Linked DNA regions of Homo sapiens: region 2 is linked to region 1. The links are chromatin contacts, found by Hi-C or POLR2A ChIA-PET in ENCODE. All regions are on one chromosome and are shown on one strand. Each heading gives the region's core, a stretch centred on a gene start or an enhancer-like site at or near the end of the contact. The rest is flanking DNA. Distances are from core to core; before and after follow the strand shown.

Evidence for each region. A loop is a pair of places that touch in the nucleus more often than their neighbours do. ChIA-PET counts read pairs that join two places held with the same protein, here RNA polymerase II (POLR2A). Pooled maps may share reads with other maps.
Region 2: a map of naive thymus-derived CD4-positive, alpha-beta T cell shows a loop between it and region 1 (2.8-fold over the local background). The contact joins two enhancer-like sites. A Hi-C loop is called at or near these places in 1 of 168 maps with a recorded cell type or tissue (naive thymus-derived CD4-positive, alpha-beta T cell) and 6 of 50 pooled maps. POLR2A ChIA-PET finds 5 or more read pairs at or near these places in 2 of 52 experiments (activated CD4-positive, alpha-beta T cell and naive thymus-derived CD8-positive, alpha-beta T cell).

What each region holds. Positions count from the first base shown.
Region 1 is chr21:28,829,992-28,837,561 of GRCh38, reverse strand. It overlaps a transcript of HEMK2 not described here. Among named protein-coding and RNA genes, the nearest start is that of HEMK2, 52 kb to the left of the region's middle. RefSeq lists an enhancer at 2,189-3,388. Within about 2 kb of position 5,306, at least 5 of the 41 ENCODE cell types and tissues checked have a DNase peak (open chromatin) inside an H3K27ac peak, as active enhancers do.
Region 2 is chr21:28,938,948-28,946,787 of GRCh38, reverse strand. LTN1 (listerin E3 ubiquitin protein ligase 1) reads left to right here. Exons shown (of 30, transcript NM_015565.3): 20 at 501-636; 21 at 837-981; 22 at 2,192-2,405; 23 at 2,884-3,121; 24 at 3,452-3,526; 25 at 5,382-5,568. Among named protein-coding and RNA genes, the nearest start is that of LTN1, 50 kb to the left of the region's middle. Within about 2 kb of position 2,260, at least 2 of the 41 ENCODE cell types and tissues checked have a DNase peak (open chromatin) inside an H3K27ac peak, as active enhancers do.

The DNA of each region.
Region 1 (7,570 bases), core at 4,057-6,556:
ACTTTCCACTCAGCACTGCCTTTGCTGTATCCCAGAGGTTTTGATAAGTGGTATCATTATTGTCATTCAGTTCAAAGAATTTTTAAATTTCCATCTTAATATCATTTTTGACCCATTGCTCATTAAGGAGCAGGCTATTTAATTTCCATGTGTTTGCTGGCTTTGAAGATTCCTTTTGGAGTTGATTTCCAGTTTTATTCCAGTGTTGTCTGAGAGAGTGCTTGATATAATTTTAATTTTCTTAAATTTATTAAGGCTCATTTTATGACCTATTATATGGTCTGTCTTGGAGAAAGTTCTATGTGTTGTTGAATAGAATGTGTATTCTGCAGTTGTTGGATGAACTGTTCCGTATATATCTGTTAAGTCCATTTGTTCCAAAGTATAGTTTAAATCCATTGTTTCTTTGTTGACTTTCTGTCTTAATGAGCTGTCTAGTGCTGTCAGTGGAATGCTGACGTCCCCCACTATTATTGTGTTGCTGTCTATCTCATTTCTTAGGTCTATTAGTAATTGTTTTATAAATTTCAGAGCTCCAGTGTTAGGTGCATATATTTTCAGATTTATGATTGTGGTATTTAGGGTTTAGGATTGTGATATTTTCCTGTTGGACAAGGCCTTTTACCATTATATAATGTTTCTCTTTGTCTCTTTTAACTGCTGTTACTTTAAAGTTTGTTTTGTCTGATGTAAGAATATTTACACCTGCTTACTTTTGGTTTCCATTTGCATGAAATGCCTTTTTTTTTTTAACCGCTTTACTTTAAGTTTATGTGAGTCCTTATGTGTTAGCTGAGTCCCCTGAAGGCAGCAGATGGTTGGTTGGTGAGTTCTTATCCATTCTGTGGTTCAGTATCTTTTAAGTGGAGCATTTACATCATTTACATTCAATGTTAGTATTGAAATGTGAGGTACCATTGCATTCATTGTGCTCTTTGTTGCCTGTATACTTTGTTTTTGTTTTTTGTTTTTGCTTTTTAGCTTGTATTTTTGTTTTATAGGTCCTGTGTGATTTATGCTTTAAAAAGGTTCTGTTTTGATGTGTTTCCTCCAGGATTTTTTTTCAAGATTTAGAGCTCCTTTTAGCAGTTCTTGTAGTGGTGGCTTGGTAATGGCGAATTCTCTTAGCATTTGTTTGTCTAAAAAAGACTATCTTTCCTTCATATATGATGCTTAGTTTTTCTGGATACAGAATTCTTGGCTAATAATTGTTTTGTTTGAGGAGGCTGAAGATAGGGCCCCAATCCCTTCTAGCTTGTAGGGTTTCTGTTGAGAAATCTGCTGTTAATCTGATAGGTTTTGCTTGCTAGGTTACCTAGTGCTTCTGTCTCACAGCTCTTAAGATTCTTTCCTTCGTCTTAACTTTGGATAAGCTGATGACAATGTGCCTAGGTGAAGATCTTTTTGCGATGAATTTCCCAGGTGTTCTTTGTGCTTCTTGTATTTACATGTCTATGTCTCTAGCAAGGCTGAGGAAGTTTTCCTCAATTATTCCCCAAAATATGTTTCCCAAGCTTTTAGAATTGTCTTTTTTCTCAAGAACACTGATTATTACGTTTGGTTGTTTAGCATAATCCCAGACTTCTTGGAGGCTTTGTTCATATTTTCTCATTTTTTTTTTCTTTGTCTTTGTTGGACTGGGTTAATTTGACGACCATGTCATTGAGCTCTGAATTTCTTTCTTCTACTTGTTCAATTCTATTGCTGAGATTTTCCACAGCATTTTGCATTTCTAAAAGTGGTCCAAAATTTCCTGAATTTTTGATTGTTTTTCTTTAAGCCGTCTATTTCCTTGAATATTTCTCCCTTTACTTCCTGTATCATTTTTTGGATTTCCTTGCATTGAACTTTGCCTTTCTCTGGTCCCTCCCTTATTAGCTTAATAACTAACCTCCTGAATTCTTTTTCAGGTAAATCAGGGATTTCTTCTTGGTTTGGATCCATTGCTGGTGAACTAATGTGGTTTTTTGGGGGTGTTGAAGAGCCTTGTTTTGTAGTATTACCTGGGTTGGTTTTCTGGTTCCTTCTCATTTGGGTAGGCTCTGTCAAAGGGAAGGTCTAGGACTGAAGGCTATTGTTCAGGTTCTCCCACGGGTTGTTCCCTTGATGTAGTACTCTCCCCCTTTTCCTATGGATGTGACTTCCTGTGAGATGAACTGCAGTGATTTTTGTCTGTCTTCTGGGTCTAGCCACCCAGTGAGTCTACGCAGTTCTGGGCTGGTACTGGGGGTTTTCTGCACAGTGTCCTGTTACGTGAACCATCTATGTGTCTCTCAGCCATGGATACCAGTGCCTGTTCTGGTGGAGGGGGCGTGGGGTGCAATGGACTCCATGAGGGTCCTTTGCTTTGGTGGTTCAATGCTGTTTTTGTGCTGGTTGACCTTCTGCCAGGAGGTGGCATTTTCCAGACAGCATTAGCTGTAGTAGTATGGGGAGGAACTGGTGGTGGGTGGGGCCCTAGAACTCTCAAGATTATATGCCCTTTGTCTTCCGTGACCAGGGTGGATAGGGAAGGACCATCAGGTGGGAGCTGGGCTAGGCCTGTCTGAATTCAGGCTCTCCTTGGGTGGGTCTTGCTGCAGCTACTGTGGGGGATGGGGGTGAGATTCCCAGGCCACTGGAGTTGTGTACCTAGGAGGATTATGGCTGCCTCTGCTGAGTCATGCAGGTTGTCTAGGAAGTAGGGGAAAGCCAGCAGTTACAGGCCTCACCCAGCTCCCGTGCGAACTGAAGGGCCCATCTCACTCCCACCATGCCCCCACCACCAGATCCCCATTCATTTCCAGGTGGAGAGCAATATGGGTTTGAAAACCTGCCTCAGTCTACCCACCTCCACGCTACAAAAGAAAGGGGCTTGGGTCTTCCCTTGCCTTTGGAGTCTGCATGCCGGATTTGTGCCCTCCCCTGAGTTCTGGCCAGGAGGCTTCAACCCCCGTTCTAATTGTTACATAGTTCAGCTAGAGATTTCCTTCTCCTTGTGTAGTTTTATCCCCTGCTCCTCTCCTGTTGGATCCCTGTGGTGACAGGCAGGAATGGCCTGCTAGGGGAGCCAGTGAGTTCCCAGAGCCTTTCTGCCACTTCCTCTGCCCCTGAATTTCACTCAGCTCTCTAGATTGACTCAGCTTCAGGTAAAGTAAGAAAATTCTCCTGCAAACAGACCTTCAGCTTCTCCAGTGGGAGTGTGAGTTCAGGAAAGGAGGGTCTCCATTTTCTGCTTCCAAGGTTGGGGCACTCACAGTTTTGGGGGGTCTCCCAGGTCCTGTAGGAGCTGTCTGCTTCCTTCAGAGGGTCTGTGGGTCCTCTCAGGATTGCTGGTTTGTTCTTGCAGTTGATCTGGAGCTAAAATTCACAATGCAAGACCTTGCACACTGCTCTGTCTGGAGTTGCAATCTAGTCCTACCTCCCATCTGCCATGATTGAGCGAGTCTAGGGTTTTTGTTGGGGATCATTCACATAGGCACATGACTTGTGCCATTGAAGCTCCAGGCTCCCAGAAGCAAGCATAAACCACGTTGCACACGTATGCAGACAAACTGGTATAGTATGGCTCAAGAACCCATGTGAGAAAAATACTCTTAGTTCTTGGAACATTCTAACAGTTTAATTCCCAGAAGCTGGTCAAAGAGCAGTCATGAAAACAGGCCTTTCTTGGGAATGTGCAAGGTTTGAACAATTCAGCCCTGCTGAGTTAACTCTTTTCTGCACAGGTAGATATCGTTGCTATACCCATTTTACAGATGAGGAAGCAGAGACTTAAAAAAATTTAGTGACTCACTGCAAATGTAGTGAGAAAACGATAGAGGCAGGATTCAGTCCAACCTTGCCTGGCCTTGTCCAAACCTGAGCTTGTAACTCTGAAGTCCATACTTTTCCCTAAACGTGGGCATATGTGGCCTCTTTCCATAAATTTGGAAAAACATTTTTAAGTTAAAAACCTCACAAAGTTAGAAATTTCAAAATGGTAGAGCCAAAAAGGAGGGATAATGTAATTTATGTTTGTTTAGTTGAAAAATAGTTTCTGTTTAGTTAAAGCACTGGCATGTACCTGGTAAGTCATTCTTGGTCTTGGACATGTTCTTAGAGTCATTGAGAAAGATCTTGAGATTATGTAACTGCCATTACTGGATTTGTCACATCCATCTGTTTATGTCTCTGCTGTAAAATTATTAGGGCACAGTACTTCTAGGAATGTAAAGATGTGATGTCACCTGCCACTTGGCACATCTCCACATCACATCTCTGGAGCCTGTGGTTGCTTGGCCTTGTGTGCACAAAGCTATCAGCCCATAGACAAAGGTGGCTAAAATTCTGTGCGGTTTTATTTCTTTCTAATCAAACTATAAGTGGCTTTGTTTCTTTCTGATCAGATATTCTTTTGCATAGAAGAGGATAGTAAAAGCGTGGACCTAAGACAGACAATACTACCAATTAGAAAGAGCCAGAGAGAAGACTCAGGACCAAAAAGCCAGTTTTAAGTCTTGACTAATTTTATGACTTCAGGCAAGTCACTCACCTTTTCTGAGTGTTAGTCTCCTATCTATAAAATAAAAAATGCCGACCTACTAGGTTGTTATGAAGACCAAATGAGATAATGTGTTAAAGTAACTAGTTCAACACCTAGCACATGATAGGCACCTAAATAAGACAAAGTCTTTAGCTCAATACCTAGTGCATGGGTGTTACTCCAGAAATATTAGCTGAATCTGAATTTGAGTTCCTTCAGAGCAGGCACTCAGTTCATCATTGCTGTTTGAACATACGTATCAATACACGAATGGTTATGGTTAACTTAGTAGTCTGTATGTAGGGCAACACTTGTATGTTAAATCCTCTAGCAATGGATAAGTGAGATAAGCCAAATATTTAGAGTATGAGTATTTGTCACACAGGTTGTGAGAATGGGAGAGTTAATGGTTCTTAGGTGGAACATGATGTTTAGAGAGAGTTTTAACTCTGAATACAGGAGGAGCTAGATCAGAACAATCTTCTCAATTTATATCATAATACAAGTTCTTTGTTGCAGCAGAATCCACCCTCAATTCAATGATTCATTTGTTAGTTTACTACTGCTATTAAATTTGTGTTCAAAAGAGTTAAAGTATTTCAACATTTTTGCTTCCGGCTCTTATTACTAATTATTTACATCAATGGTAATGGAGACTCTTGGAGAGGTAGAGAGAAGAACAAGAAGACTCCAGGTAACAGAGACACACTCAAGACTGCTCCTGATTGTTATTTCCTCTCTCAACCCAGCTTTGTGATTGTATCACCTTTGGCTAAAACCACATCCTGAAACATGACTGTGCCTCTTTGTACTGCCTCAAGCATATTTGCCCTACAATGTGAGATCTTTTGCCCTTTCCAGGGAAGGATACTTAAGTCCAGTCCTGATAATAAGGCAGAGTGACTCCAGGGAAAAATGCCTGGTGTCTGGGCTCTGCTCTGTTGGGTTTATGATGAAAAACTGCAAATCAAAAGCTTTATGTACAGTAATGGTGCTTTTAAAGTCTGAGAGTGCTACATAAATATACATTCCTTGTTAAAAAAATAGTTAATTCTCTTTAGCAGTTTGCTAGTATATTAACTTTCACCTCCTACAAATATGATATTTTAGTAAACAGTTATACTATATACCTTACAAAATCTGAATTAAACAGTGTTTTTTGTTTTCTGTCTTGTGTACGTATAGTAAAAATGACACAGAATACAAACAGCTATGGAACATGAGTGTGACAATACTCAGCATATAGGTATTAGGGACCCATCACTGTTTGAAAGGTGATACTGTTTCTTTCTTTCTTTCTTTCTTTCTTTCTTTCTTTCTTTCCTTCCTTCCTTCCTTCCTTCCTTCCTTCCTTCCTTCCTTCCTTCCTTCCTTCTTTCTTTCTTTCTTTCTTTCTTTCTTTCTTTCTTTCTTTCTTTCTTTCCTTCCTTCTTTCCTTCTTTCCTTCTTTCCTTCTTTCCTTCTTTCCTTCTTTCCTTCTTTCTTTCTTTCCTTCTTTCCTTCTTTCCTTCTTTCCTTCTTTCCTTCTTTCCTTCTTTCTTTCTTTCTTTCTTTCTTTCTTTCTTTCTTTCTTTCTTTCTTTCTTTCTTTCTTTCGTTCTTTTCTTTCTTTTTGAGATAGAGTCTCGCTCTGTCACCCAGGCTGGAGTACAGTGGCATGTTCTTGGCTCCCTGCAACTCTGCCTCCCAGGTTCAAGTGATTCTCCTGCCTCAGCCTCCTGAGTAGCTGGGATTACAGGCGCCCGCTACCACGCCCAGCTAATTTTTGTATTTTTAGTAGAGACGGGGGTTTCGCCATCTTGGCCAGGCTGGTCTTGAACTGCTGACCTCAAGTGATCCACCCACCTCGGCCTCCCAAAGTGCTGGGATTATAAGCATGAGCCATAGCTCCCAGCTAATACTGTTCTTTTTTGTGAGTTTTAATCACTAAGTTTCTTCTGTTTGCGTAGCTATGACACATGGCATCCCTCCTGCCCCTACAAATTGATTTCTACTCCTTTACTGAATACCAGTGGTCCTGGGCTCATAAATCTACAAAGTGGAATCCAGAAGAAATCAGAATAAAAGACAATACATATTTTAAAAAATTTTCTACAGATGGATAGAATACTAATTTTCCATTTCCTTTCTTCCTTTCACCTTCTATTCTTTCTGATACCATTCTTTTTTTTTTTTTTTTTTAAAGATGGAGTCTTGCTCTGTCACCCAGGCTGGAGTGCAGTGGCACGAACTTGGCTCACTGCAACTTCCTCCTCCTGGGTTCAAGCGATTCTCCTGCCTCAGCCTCCCAAGTAGCTGGGATTGCATGCGCCTGCCACCATGCCCGGCTAATTTTTTGTATTTTTAGTAGAGACAGTGTTTCACCATGTTAGCCAGAATGGTCTTGATCTCTTGACCTCATGATCTGCCCACCTTGGTCTCCCAAAGTGCTGGGATTACAGGCGTGAGCCACGCGCCTGGCCTCCATCCATACATTTTTTTAAAAAATAAACAACATTTTGAAGATATTGTAGAGTCTGTTCTCACACTGCTATAAAGAACTACCTGACCTGGATAATTTATGAAGAAAGAGGTTTAATTGACTCACAGTTCCATAGGCTGTACAGGAAGCATGGCTGGAAGGTCTCAGGAAACTTACCGTCATGGCAGAAGGTGAAGGGGAAGCAAGCACGTCTCACCATGGTAGAAAGAGAGAGAGAGTGAAGGGGGGGAAGTGCCACACACCTTTAAACATTTATCAGATCTCGTGAGAACTTACTATCGCAAGAGCAAGGGAGAAATCTGCCCCCATGATCCAATTACCTCCCACCAGATCCCTCCCCCAACATTGGGAATTACAGTTTGACATGAGATTTGAGTGGGGACACAGAGCCAAACCATATCAAATATTTTCTGCCGTAAGTGTCTGGATGTACCATACCCAGGGTTCTCAGTTTTAGATAACATAATTGTTATCTAATTATACAGATATAAGATATACTCTCAGCCTGGAGGACTAGTCTCTGGCAAGAATTCAGGGAGACAAAATGTGGCTAAGATCTTAGTGTAGGAAGAGCCCACCCTTCTC
Region 2 (7,840 bases), core at 1,011-3,510, 110 kb before region 1:
AGATACACCAGTGGATGGATTTTGAGGAATGGTAGAGATTCTAAAGAGTGAGTCCACATCAGAGTTTACCACATGTACTAGCTGCTATTGAGTGAATGAATGTATAAATTATGAAACAGTATGTTCTATTTTCCATTTGCTGTTTCCAGCTACTCTGTAGCTGTAGGGTTTTTTTTATTTGAATGATGAGTTTGCTGAATATGTCCTGCACTTAAGAAACCAAAACAAAAACAGCATAAGTCAGTTTAAATTACAGCATCATTCACTCTTTCTCCTCCCCCAAATTCTCTATTGTGTGCTAGGTGCTGGGTTTGGAGACAGGGTCTCTGCCCTTTGGAGCTTATAAGCTCATTTGTTGACTCTTAGATAAAAGTCATTATTAGAGTTCTTAACCTGAACACTTCTCAAGAAAGTCTTTTACTTCTCAAAGTGGACTTTTTTTTAATAGTAGCGATATAGTTCTTAAATATTTTTAATTTTCATTTTGAATTTTACTTTAGGAGGTTTTGGACATCTTGCCATTTTCAATTCTTGTCTGCAAACCAAAAGTATAGATGATGGAGAGCTATTACATGGAATATTAAAAATCATAATATCCTGGAAGAAAGAGCATGAAGATATTTTTCTTTTCAGTTGGTAGGTGATACTTTATACTATGTTTTTCCTTCAGTATACAATTCAGACAAAGATTACGTATCTGTGTCACAATTTTGTAGAGAAATTATGGTAGACATTTAAGTCAGTTATAAATAAGTATGTAAGATTTAAAGTAGCATACTTTCTAATTGAATGTCAATATAATCTTTTATTGTCTTTTGTTTTTATCTTTATCACAGTAATCTATCAGAAGCAAGTCCAGAGGTACTGGGTGTAAATATAGAAATAATCCGGTTTCTTTCCCTATTTCTGAAATACTGCTCATCCCCTTTGGCAGAGAGTGAGTGGGACTTCATCATGTGCTCCATGTTGGCTTGGTTGGAGGTAAATTAACCCGATATGTCATCACCTCTTGTGGGTTTTTGTACATACTTTTGCATCAGAACTATTTACTAATCTCATTCTTTAAGTGATGATTGTAATTGGTTCCTTTGTATAATTTAAAACACTTTATAGATGTTCTTCTTACCAGCTACTATTTGACAGAATAGTAAAATGATAGATTTTTAATGACTACCAGCATCATTCAGTGACCAAATCTCCTGTTATTAAAATGCCTTCTCCATTAGCTTATTGTAATATTTGCAGCACAGCCCTTTCAGGTTTTATCTGTTAATGACAATTATTTTGGTCTTTTTTGGTTATAATTAGATTATTTCTAAAACATACTGTGTGAATATTGTGAGAGTAATGCATTAAATAGTAGCAGATTCAGAGGGAATTAGTGTAATTTTTGACCCAAAGCAACCAGAGGTATATTACTTGTGGGCTCCAAGGCAGCAAGTCAGTCAGGGTTGGATTGGTCTGAATCTCTGCTTTGCCTGCTATTAGCTATGTGACTTAGAGTTTTAAACTTAAACTATTTGAGACTCAGTTTTCTTTCTTTCTTTCTTTCTTTTTTTTTAAATTTGAGATAGAATCTCGCTCTGTTGCTTAGGCTGGAGTGCAATGGTGCGATCTTGGCTCACTGCAACCTCCGCCTTCTGGGTTCAAGCAATTCTTGTGCCTCAGCCTCTCAAATAGCAGGATTACAGATGCCCACCAGCATGCACGACTAATTTTTATATTTTTGGTAGAGATGCGGTTTCACCATTTTGGCCAGGCTGGTCTCAAACTCCTGCCCTCATGTGATCCACTTGCCTCAGCCTCCCAAAGTGTTGGGATTACAGGCATGAGCCACTGTGCCTGGCCGATTTTCTTATTTTAAAATAATAACTTACAACTTGTAGGGCTACTGAGAAGATTATAAATGTGTATTTAATGTGTCTGACTTAGTGTTTCCTTCCATGGGTTAGAAATTAAAAAGGGTACTTGAGAATAAATTGTTTATTAATGATTCTATTCATGGTATTTAATTTTGAAGAAAAAAGTTATTTTGATGTAAAATTTTATGTTTCTCCTGAGATTACACACCTCAACTGCTTTTCGTTTTAAAATTCAAAGAAATGAAAGTGGGGCTTTTCTTTATATTGGCTTTATTTGTAGTGTTCTGGTAGAAGTCTGTTTACCTATTTCATTTTTATTGTTTTTTCAGACAACAAGTGAGAATCAGGCATTGTATTCTATTCCACTTGTGCAACTGTTTGCCTGTGTCAGCTGTGATTTGGCCTGTGACCTCAGTGCTTTCTTTGATTCCACAACTCTGGATACCATTGGCAATCTTCCTGTAAATCTAATCAGTGAATGGAAAGAATTTTTTTCCCAAGGCATCCACAGTTTGCTTTTACCTATTTTGGTGACTGTTACAGGCAAGTGAAAAAGGGAATAATAGTGAGATTGATTCATTGGAAATGACTTACTGAAAAATTCAAAAGCAAAAATTTTGATGTTTAAATCAAATAATACTAAATAGTAAAAGAAAAAGCCAGAAGAGAAAGCTTGGCTTCTCAGAAGCATCATCTATGCTTTACTTTACAGACAGAAATTGAAAAATGGCAAGGTATCCAATGACTGTTGCAAATTAAAATAATAATACTTCAGATAACATGAATGGATGATGTGAATAGAACCTTGCTATTGAACATTTGCTGGATCAGATAAAAGTCATTAAAACAGTTGAGATTAACTGGAATATATATTCAGTTCATGTTTCTAGTTAAGACTGCTTTATTGTTTATGTCTAGTTTTTATTTCATTTTCTTAAATGACATTTGATTGTTTGTGAATCATTTAAGCTATACTAACTTTCTTTTGAGACGTGCATGTTTCTTTCCTTTTTGTCATTAGGAGAAAACAAAGATGTGTCTGAAACATCCTTTCAGAATGCAATGCTGAAACCCATGTGTGAAACATTAACGTATATCTCAAAGGAACAGCTATTGAGTCACAAACTTCCTGCAAGATTAGTTGCTGACCAAAAAACAAACTTACCAGAATATCTCCAGACTTTGTTAAATACATTGGCCCCATTACTCCTCTTCAGAGCTAGGCCTGTGCAAATTGCTGTTTATCATATGCTATACAAGTAAGAATTCATCCAATTGAATCAATGTTACAGTGGTCTAAAAAAATAGAATATATGCTTAGTTTTTACTTTTAATTATTTAAAGTAAAATTTTTAAAAGAAGGAGATCTGACTGCTTCACTTATAGGGACCCTAAGTTGCCTCATCTTTTAGGTTATTGTTCTCTATACACAATTTATATTTCAATAGTCCTGGCTATAGTAGTTATTTTAAAGAAAACTCATTAAAACATTTACTCATTATAAAATAAGTATTGGTCTTTCTGCTCTTGAGCACGACTTAATAAACAGTTTAATATCACATATTTAAAAATAATGTTCTAATTTCTAGATTGATGCCTGAATTACCACAGTATGATCAGGATAATCTAAAGTCATACGGAGATGAAGAAGAAGAGCCAGCCTTGTAAGGTTTTTTTAAATAATTTGTTTTATTAAATTCTTATAATCCATCTCACTTATAATGTCTTTAGAGGACTGAAGCAGCACAGAAGCTATAGAGTTATATTCATTCTACAGATAGATCTTTTTAGTTATCTGTAAGATATAAATGAAATATAGATTTCACCCAAAAGATTGTGTCACTCTCTTAATTGTTCTTAAATCACATTTTCCGTTTGCTACTGTTCAGTAAAACTATCTTTGGCCATATGGTGGCTGTGGAAAGAGTGTATCGGTTCAAGTATCTATTGAGCATCCACTTTGTGCAGAGTATTAATTAAATGCTGAGGGGAATATGCAGTGTTTAGTGAGCACTTTCTTTTCCTTAAGGAATTTATCTGATACAGATGATACTGTAGCGTTATGGAAAATATAGTATATGATAAGTGCTAAGAAAAAGGATAGATAACTTTTTTTTAAAGGTCAGTTAGGCCTATATAAGATAGCATGTATGAGGGCACAATTAATGTACATCAGGAAGGGAAGACTTTCTTTTGAGGAAGAGGCATTTAAACTGGACCTTTAAGGTTAGGTAGCATTTCTGCAGGACAGGAAAGACAACATAAGTTAAGAGAACATCATGTACAAAGGCACTGAGTCATGAATGTGAGGATGTGCTTGGGGAATATTGAGTAGTTACCACTTAATGTATAGTTTTATTGATAATATCTTTCTTTACTGGAATGTAAGTTCTGTGAGGGCAGGAATTTCTCTCTCTTATTTCTGAGAGAGAAATAGGCTAGAATGCTGTAGGCCAGAATGCTTCCTGGCCTATAATAAATGGCCTTAAAAATGACTTTTTTGGGGGGATTTGGTCATTACTTGGTAGGAGATAGGGCGCCACCAGCCGATTCTGACACTAATGTGAAACATGAATTGTAAAAAGAAGCAAGCAGAGGTGGAGCTGATTGCAGAAGTTAAATAACAATGCATGGAGGGCAATGTGAAAAGTGGAGAGATTTTGGAGCTGGTATTTTATAAGATCTAGTGACTATCAGTATGGAATATAGAAGGCTGGGTACATGAGATGGAGGTGTTGAAGGAAAAGACCTAAGAGCAGAAGTTTGGAGAAGGCCTGTACTTGTGGGCTGGGAGAAGGAAGCCACAAGGGAAGAACGATCACAGAAGTGAAAGGAGAGAACCAGGCTAGAGTATCATGGAGAAGAGAGTTAAGTATTTTACTTTTTGAGAATCTCATAAGTTCACCTGAAAGTATAAATGAGTAGAGTAGTTCAATAAAGAAGAAAATTAACTTACATTGTTGTGAATTAATCTGAATGGTACATTTATTTTCCTAAAAAGATTACAATCATGATTTTTTAAACAGGCACATAATTATTTTCTGTGTTTATCCGATTAATAGTATCATTGTGATATTTCTTAATAGTACTAAGTAGATAATATGCAATAAAATAGAAACTAGAATGAAGTGACAAAGTTCGAAGTCTTAATCTTCACTTTGTCTTTTATAAGATGATAAAAGGCCGGGTAGGATTTAGAATCCCTAACAGTTTCCCCTACTAACTGAAAGACGTTGGACTCATCATTTGGCTTCTCTGGGTGTGTGATTTTTTTTCACTTAGAAAATTGAAAGAGACGTTTTCTAAAAATGTCTTTCCTTCAAGTGCTATAATATGTCTTTTTTATTTTACTGTTATGTGAGATTAGGAGTTAAAATTGGCTCAATAGAGGGGAATTTTTAAAACGTTTTTTGGAAAACAGAGAAATTTTTCTAAAATGCTTGAAGTTTACAAGTACTGTCAATTTGTTAAGGAATGAATTATAAAGAAAACTTGTGGTGTTTAATCATTGATTCTTAGGTCACCACCAGCAGCACTGATGTCTCTTCTTAGCATTCAAGAGGACTTACTAGAAAATGTTTTGGGGTGTATTCCTGTTGGACAGATAGTTACTATTAAACCACTGAGTGAAGACTTCTGTTATGTTCTGGGATACCTTCTCACTTGGAAATTAATACTAACTTTCTTCAAAGCTGCATCATCACAGGTAAATAAATATGTGACAACTTTCGATAGTTCTGTCCTAATATGCTTCTGATACTGTTCTAAATACCTTCCTTTCAGTTTAATAAAAGGAAAATCCTTATGTTTTAATCTCATCTTTTAAAATTTATTTTATTTTGTTTATTTGAGACAGGGTCTCACTCTGTTGCCTGTGCTGGAATGCAGTGGCACAATCTCGGCTCACTGCAACCTCTGCCTCCTAGGCTCAACCGATCTTCTCACTAAGTAGCTGGGACTACAGGTGCAAGCCACCATGCCTGGCTAATTTTTATATTTTTGTAGAGATGGGGTTTCACCGTGTTGCCCAGACTGGTCTCAAACTCCTGAGCTCAAGCGATCCACCCACCTTGGCCTCCCAAAATGCTGGGATTACAGGCATGAGCCACTGCGCCCAGCCTAATCTCATTTTATCCAACTAACTTCCATCTGCTTAATAAGTTTACTCCTGTCCCTTATACCTTACCTTCCAAGCAAAAGTAATTACTCTGATAGGTGGCCAGATCAACTTTTTTCTAACTGAATGTAGTCACCAGGTTCTTTTATTTCAGGAAATAATATTTATATAATTTAATTTTGTACTATCATAGTAATGATTTCAAAAGAATTGGATCTTGTGTTTTTTGTTTTTTTTTCGGAGGGAGTCAGTTTGTCACTCTGTTGTGGAGATATAACTTAATACATCATTGGAAATTTACCTTACTTGAAAATCACTGTTTGGAGAGAGATCTGTGAAACATTACCTATGTAATAATTCAAACTGTTACCTAAGTGGTGAAAATATCTGAAATATTTTGTCCAAATTATTCTAGCAGCCACTAGATGTCTCTGTTGTCTCATGTTTAGGAAGTAAGACCTTGTCCAAGAAGAAACTGGAAAGATCTCTCTAGTTTTTCTGTTAGAAGGATCCCCACTTGAAGATAGTTTGAGCCGGGGAAGTGGAGGTTGCAGTGAGCTGAGATCATGCCACTGCACTCAAGCCTGGGCGACAGAGCCAGACCCTGTCTCAAAAAGAACAAGGAAGATCCAAATCTCTGTCAATCTTTGATTGAATTAGCCTAATAAAATATGTGCCTTCTTTTGACAGGTCAATACAAAAAGATTTAGTTTATCATTTAGTGTGATTAAGTATTCATGGCATTCATTTCCAATGTGACTTTTTGGAATTTTTAAATTATAATTTATGTTGTTGCTCATACCCTATACCCTGGTACAAAGATATCAATTTTTGCATCTTTGCATTTGTATATCTGTGGGGAAAAGTCAAATCACAGAAGCAGCATTGATCTAGCTGTTAAATAGATTAGTTTTCTCTTTAGGCCTGTCACTTATTTTTGTGACTTAAGCTAGTTTTATTTGCTGATGATATATTTCAAGAGCTCCTTATTTGGCTTTTACATCAATTTCTTAAAATATTGTTGATCTTTAAAAAATAGCAGCAGATTGAGGCATTTGTGTATAAGAGTTTTGTTCTCATTTTATATTCAGAAATTAGGAAAATGGCCATGTGTCACCTTTTTCATTAAGCTGGGATTGGGTTAGGGTGCAAAATTATACGGCAGCATTTATTATTATTGAGTCTGAAACTTGAACTGAGCTGTGGGCAGATAAACCAGAATAACCCACTAAGTAATACTAATTAGATGAATCCTGAAATAAACAGAATTTTTCTTCGGAAAACTTTAAATGTTCCTAAATCATGGGTTAACTTTTTTCTCAAAAAAACTAGCAAATCAGATTGAACTGGAAAAAGTTGTATATGTACATGTGTATGTTTTTGTGTCTGTTTTATAAAGCTTTACTGAGATATTGCACATACCATAAAATTTACCCACTTAGCATACACAGTTTGGTGTTTTTAGTATATAGTCATCCCTTGATATCTGCTGGGGATTGTTTCCAGGCTCCCTCCCATGACCCCCACCCCAGCGAATACTCAAGTTCCTTATATAAAATGGCATATAGTATCTGCATCTAACCTATGCACATCTTCCTGTATACTACTTAAAATCATCTCTAGATTAGTTATCACTGATACAGTGTAAATGCTATTGAAATAGTTGCTATACTGTATTAAAGTTTTTAGTATTTTTATTGTTGTATTGGTTTTTTTAAATCACTTTTTTTGCCCCTCAAATGTTTTCAATCTGCGATTGGTTGAATTCTCAGATGTGGAACCCATGGAAGTGGAGGGCTGACTGTATTCACAGAGTTGTGCAACTGTTAACCACTATATAATTTTAGAACCTTTTCAACAT